Linked DNA regions of Homo sapiens: region 2 is linked to region 1. A link is an interaction called in ENCODE POLR2A ChIA-PET data of the cell type or tissue named here. Cell type or tissue: Panc1. All regions are shown on one strand. Each heading gives the region's core, and the rest is flanking DNA. Links, peaks and the distances in the headings are about the cores only. Region 1 overlaps LRFN1 (leucine rich repeat and fibronectin type III domain containing 1). Region 2 has its middle 13 kb from the start of ACP7.

The links. Peaks named below come from ENCODE experiments on the same cell type or tissue, not always from the same donor. Only the 100,000 strongest peaks of a DNase experiment are listed, where the experiment ranks them.
Region 2: POLR2A ChIA-PET joins it to region 1 with 11 read pairs; 4 of 35 experiments call an interaction of 5 or more read pairs at or near these places.

The regions. Positions count from the first base shown.
Region 1 is chr19:39,311,529-39,314,437 of GRCh38, reverse strand. LRFN1 (leucine rich repeat and fibronectin type III domain containing 1) reads left to right here. Exons shown (of 5, transcript NM_020862.2): 4 at 1-507. Among named protein-coding and RNA genes, the nearest start is that of LRFN1, 7.9 kb to the left of the region's middle. In Panc1, for the core only: no CTCF peak of the experiment used is centred there; no DNase peak of the experiment used is centred there.
Region 2 is chr19:39,069,588-39,072,496 of GRCh38, reverse strand. No RefSeq gene overlaps it. Among named protein-coding and RNA genes, the nearest start is that of ACP7, 13 kb to the left of the region's middle. In Panc1, for the core only: no CTCF peak of the experiment used is centred there; no DNase peak of the experiment used is centred there; H3K27ac peaks cover 905 bases.

The DNA of each region.
Region 1 (2,909 bases), core at 188-2,687:
GATCACACGGCAGGCGGGGGGCCGGGCCCTGGTGGTGGAAGGCCAGGCGGTGAGCCTGCGCTGCCGAGCGGTGGGTGACCCCGAGCCGGTGGTGCACTGGGTGGCACCTGATGGGCGGCTGCTGGGGAACTCCAGCCGGACCCGGGTCCGGGGGGACGGGACGCTGGATGTGACCATCACCACCTTGAGGGACAGTGGCACCTTCACTTGTATCGCCTCCAATGCTGCTGGGGAAGCGACGGCGCCCGTGGAGGTGTGCGTGGTACCTCTGCCTCTGATGGCACCCCCGCCGGCTGCCCCGCCGCCTCTCACCGAGCCCGGCTCCTCTGACATCGCCACGCCGGGCAGACCAGGTGCCAACGATTCTGCGGCTGAGCGTCGGCTCGTGGCAGCCGAGCTCACCTCGAACTCCGTGCTCATCCGCTGGCCAGCCCAGAGGCCTGTGCCCGGAATACGCATGTACCAGGTTCAGTACAACAGTTCCGTTGATGACTCCCTCGTCTACAGGTGGGTGCGGGTGCTGCAGTCCCAGGGCCTCCTCCCAAGCCCAGGGGGACCCTCCCTCCCACCTGCCCATTCCCTTGGCCTTCTTGCTCAGCCAGGGTTCTAGATGGCTGTGAGAGCTGTTCCCGCCCTCCTTTGCCCTGTCTCCTCTCTCTATTTCTCACTGTCTCTGTTTTTCGTGCTTATAGAAAATATTCGCTGAGCACCTACATGAACCCGACCAGGGCTGGGCACTGGAGTCCTAACAGTGACTGAGCTCAGCATGAACCCTGCCCTCATGGGGCTCATGGTCGATATCACTGCTCCCCACAACAATCTGATTGTGCACCTCTTCAGTTAAACATTTTGGAGCATGAAACACACACACACATTTACAGTGACATTTATTTATTTGTTTGTTTTGAGACTGAGCCTTACTCTATTGCCCAGGCTGGAGTGCAGTGGCACGAACTCAGCTCACTGAAACCCTCCGCCTCCCGGGTTCAAGCGAATCTCGTCCCTCAGCCTCCCAAGTAGCTGGGATTACAGATACCCACCAACACACCCAGCTAAGTTTTGTATTTTTAGTAGAGACAGGATTTTACCATGTTGGGCAGGCTGGTCTTGAACTCCTGACCTCAAGTGATCCGCCTGCCTTGGCCTCCTAAATTGCTGGGATTACAGGTGTGAGCCACCGTGCCTAGCCTACAGCGACATTTATATTTATAAATTATATACCAGTACTACTGAACCAACACATTGGGTACATTACAGAAACAGAAAACAAAACGTATGAGAAAAATATGTTATTTCCACCCTCACTTGGGTTTGAAGCCATTGCCCTGGTGGGGACAGACCATACGGTGTCAACAGACATTTTAAAAAAAGAGTTATTTTCTCCCATCGCCTCCTTATTTCTCCTTTCACCTCTCTGTCTGTCTCTACCTTCTCTGCCCTCGTTAGGCACAGAGCCCCTGCTTTGTGCAAACTCCTGAGCTGGGTGCTGGGGACACAGGGAAACCACCCAGACCCTGTCCTCAGGGAGCTTATAGCCCAGTAGGTCGTGGTCCATAGTACACTATGAGTTGCAGTCCTGGCCTTGCCATGTCTCTCCATCTCAGTAGTTTTTTTTTTTCTTTTTCTTTTTTTTTTTTGGCAGGGTCTTGCTCTGTCACCCCAGGCTGGAGTGCAGTGGTATGATCATAGCTCACTGCAGCCTCAAACTTTTGGGCTCCAAGCAATCCTCCTACCTCCTGAGAGTAGCTGGGACTATAGGTGTGCACCACCACACTGGGCTAATTTAAAAAAATTTTTAGTAGAGATGAGGTCTTGCTATATTGCCCAGACAGGTCTTGAACTCCTGGGCTGAAGTGATCCTCCTGCCTTGGCCTCCCAAAGTGCTGGGATTACAGGTGTGAGCCGCTGCACCTGGCCCATCTTGGTAGTTTTTTAGTATGGCTCTCTGCCACAGAATTGTCACACAGTAGGCACTTGATAAATGGTAGTTTGCCACATGGATGTCTCTCCTTCTAGCTCTGCCTCCCTCATGCACATTGTAGAGCACCAGTTAAATGCTTCAGTCATCTGCTTGGCTTCACCTGGAGATGCCAGCGGGGCTGGAGCTGTTTCCCTACCTGTGGAGAGCCCCAGCTCCTGGCTGTCAGATCTTCACCGAGAAACCTGCCTCTTGGCCTCCATCTCTGCCTTTCCAGTGTTTTCTTGGCCATAGGTGTGGCACATAGTAGGTGCTTTCCCAGTGTTGGTTGAATGAAAAAAATGCCTCTTGGCCGGGCGCGATGGCTCATGCCTATAATCCCAGCATTTTGGGAGGCTGAGGCGGGCGGATCACTTGAGGTCAGGAGTTCAAGACCAGCCTGGCCAACATGGTGAAACCCTGTCTCTACGGAAAATACAAAAATTAGGCAGATGTGGTGGCACGTGCCTGTAATCCCAGCTACTCAGGAGGCTGAGGCAGGAGAATCGCTTGAACCTGGGAGGCGGAGGTTGCAGTGAGCGGAGATTGCGCCATTGGGTGACAGAGCGAGACTCCCTCTGGAAAAAAAAAAAAAAAAAAAAAAAGCCTCCCTTTTCTTTTGTCTCTGTCTTCCTCATTTCCCTCTCTTTTTGATTCTGGTCCCAAACACTGAGTAGATGCCTACTGTGTGCCCATCTTGTGTTGGGCCCTGGGCCTACTGAGATAGGTTAGATCCTGGCCCAGCCTTACAAACATGAGGACAAACAAATGAACAAAACACAAACCTTCACAACGAACTTCCAAGCTTGATCTTCCCAGCTCCGCTATGAAGGCGTGATGACCCCCTCTCCATTTCAAAGACAGAAAAACTGAGGTTCAGTGGGGGATGTCACTTGCCCAAGGTCACACAGAAAGTAGCAAAGCTGTCCTTTATACACTGACACACATTTGT
Region 2 (2,909 bases), core at 193-2,692, 240 kb after region 1:
ATCATCAGGTGGACATAACAGTTCCATAAAATCCGGAATTGAGGCCAGGGACAGACTAAACCCTCAAACAAACATGAGCTCTTATAAATATTGGCCCAACTATTTATTTATTTTTATTTTATTATTATTTTTTTTTTTTTGACAGAGTCTTGCTCTGTCGCCTAGGCTGGAGCACAGTGGTGTGATCTTGGCTCACTGCAACCTCTGCTACTTGGGTTCAAGTGATTCTCCTGCCTCAGCCTTCCAAGTAGCTGGGAATACAGGCACATGACACCATGCCTGGATAATTTTTGTTTTTTGTTTTTTGAGACGGAGTCTCACTCTGTTGCCCAGGCTGGAGTGCAGTGGCGCGATTACGGCTCACTGCAAGCTCCACCTCCCGGGTTCATGCCATTCTGCTGCCTCAGCCTCCCAAGTAGCTGGGCCTACAGGTGCCCGCCACCATGCCCGGCTAATTTTTTTTTGTATTTTTTAGTAGAGACGGGGTTTCACCTTGTTAGCCAGGATGGTCTCGATCTCCTGACCTCGTGAACCACCTGCCTCGGCCTCCCAAAGTGCTGGGATTACAGGCGTGAGCCACTGCACCCGGACTTTTTTTTTTTTTTTTTTTAGTAGAGACAGGGTTTTACCATGTTGGCCAGGCTGCTCTTGAACTCCTGACCTCAAATGATCTGCCCACCTCGGCCTCCCAAAGTGCTGGGATTACAGGTGTGAGCCACCATGCCTGGCCCCAACTATTTATTGTACCATTGTTGGGTACACCATTTTCCACTGTAGTCACATTGAGGAGTGTTGGAAGATTTTAAAGTCCTACGGGGGTGTGCTCGGGAGGCTGAGGTGAGAGGATCACTTGATCCCAGGAGACTGCAGTGAGCTGTGATCATGCCACTGCACTCCAGCCTGGGCAACGGAGCAAGACCCTGTCCCCCCCAAAAAATTGCCTTAAAAAATATCTTATTAGGCTGGACGCAGTGGCTCACGCCTGTAATCCCAGCACTTTGGGAGGCCGAGGCGGGCCGATCGCTTGAGCCCAGGAGTTTGAGACCAGCCTGGCCAACATGGCTAAACCTCGTCTCTACAAAAAATACAAAAATTAGCCAGGTGTGGTGGTGTGTGCCCGTGGTCCCAGCTATTCAGAAAGCTGAGATGGGAGGATCACTTGAGCCTGGGAGGGAGGCAGAGGTTGCAGTGAGCCAAGATCTCACCACTGCACTCCAGCCTTGGTAGATCCTGTCTGTAAATAAATAAATAAAAACCCACTGGAGAGCAAGGCTCATCCTTCTGTGTGAGGAAAGGGCAGCCTGGCCCCTGCTGTGTGAAGGATGAGCTGGGTCATATCAAGATCAAATCTGGTGTGATCTTCCCTGAGGGTCTACACTAATCCTTCCTCGTGAGTTCAGTGGGTGAGAACAGGAGTTGAGTCCTAGAGGGCACATGACTCACCACCAACTGGGGGATCTGTCAGGGCTGAAGCGTGGGTCACGCTGTGCATGGTCAGCAGGAGTGTGGTCAGCTCTGTGTATCCTACCTCCAGGAACACCCCAGCCCTCCACAGGCTCTCAGGCGTGGGCCCAGCAGCACAGTTACTAGAGGGAAACGAGTATACCCCTGGGTCCATGGCAGGTCACTCAGGGAGAACAGGCTCTCTGCCATGGTCCATGGCAGGTCTCGCAGGGAGAACAGGCTCTCTGCCATGGTCAAGGCAAGTCAAGTATAGACAGGAATGTGAGCCGGGTGTGGTGGCTCCCAGCACTTTGGGAGGCTGAGGTGGGAGGATCTCTTGAGCCCAGGAGTTCAAGAGCAGCTTGGGTGATGTAGTGAGACCCTGTCTCTGGTTAAAAAGAAAGGAAGAATGTGGTTCATGTTCACCCAGCCATACTCTCCTCAACTTAAAAAACAAAACAAAGGCCGGGTGCAGTGGCTCAAGCTGCAATCTCAGCACTTTGGGAGGCCACAGTGCAAGGTGGGCAGATTGCTTGAGCTCAGGAGTTCGAGATCAGCCTGGGTGACACGGTGAAACCCCGTCTCTACAAAAAAATACAAAAACTAGCCAGGTGTGGTGGTGTGCACCTGTCATCCCAGCTACTTGGGAGGCTGAGGTGGGACGATCATTTGAGCCCAGGAGGTCAAGGCTGCAGTGAGCTGAGATCATTATACCACTGCACTCCAGCGTGGGCAACAGAGTGAGACACTGTCTCAAAAAAAACCAAAAAACAAAAAAAACAGTACAATGGCAGTTGGCATGCTGGCGATGATTGCCCCCACATTGGCCTCATGAGTCACACGGTCCTATCTGGACTTGTTGCCCTCTAACCTTTTCTATTTTATTTTTATATAATATAAATAAATAAATAATTTGTATATTATATAATTATAGAAATATGTAGAAATAATTTTTATATAATAGAAATATTATATATTTATTTTTATATAATATTTTTATGTCTATATTAGAGAAAGGGTCTCTGTCTGTCACCCAGGCTAGAGTGCAGTGGCATGATCATGGCTCACTGCAGCCTCGAGCTCCTGGGTTGAAGTGATCCTCTTGCCACGGCCTCCCCAGTAGCTGGGATCACAGGCACACAACACCATACCCGGCCTGCCCTCAGACTGTGGTGCCCTGCTGCCATGCTGGGACCTCCTTTACTGCCATCCTGAGGTGCCTCTTCACTTCTCTCCTATGTCAGGTCCCCTGTGTCCTGGATCTCAGTGCTCCCCTTTTTCTTGGTGGTGCTCTCATTTCAGTTGAGTGCATCCTGAAGCTTTTCTTCTTTTTTTTTTTGTGAGATGGAGTCTTGCTCTGTCGCCCAGGCTGGAGTGCAGTGGCGCGATCTCGGCTCACTGCAACCTCCGCCTCCCAGGTTTAAGCGATTCTCCTGCCTCAGCCTCCCGAGTAGCTGGTATCACAG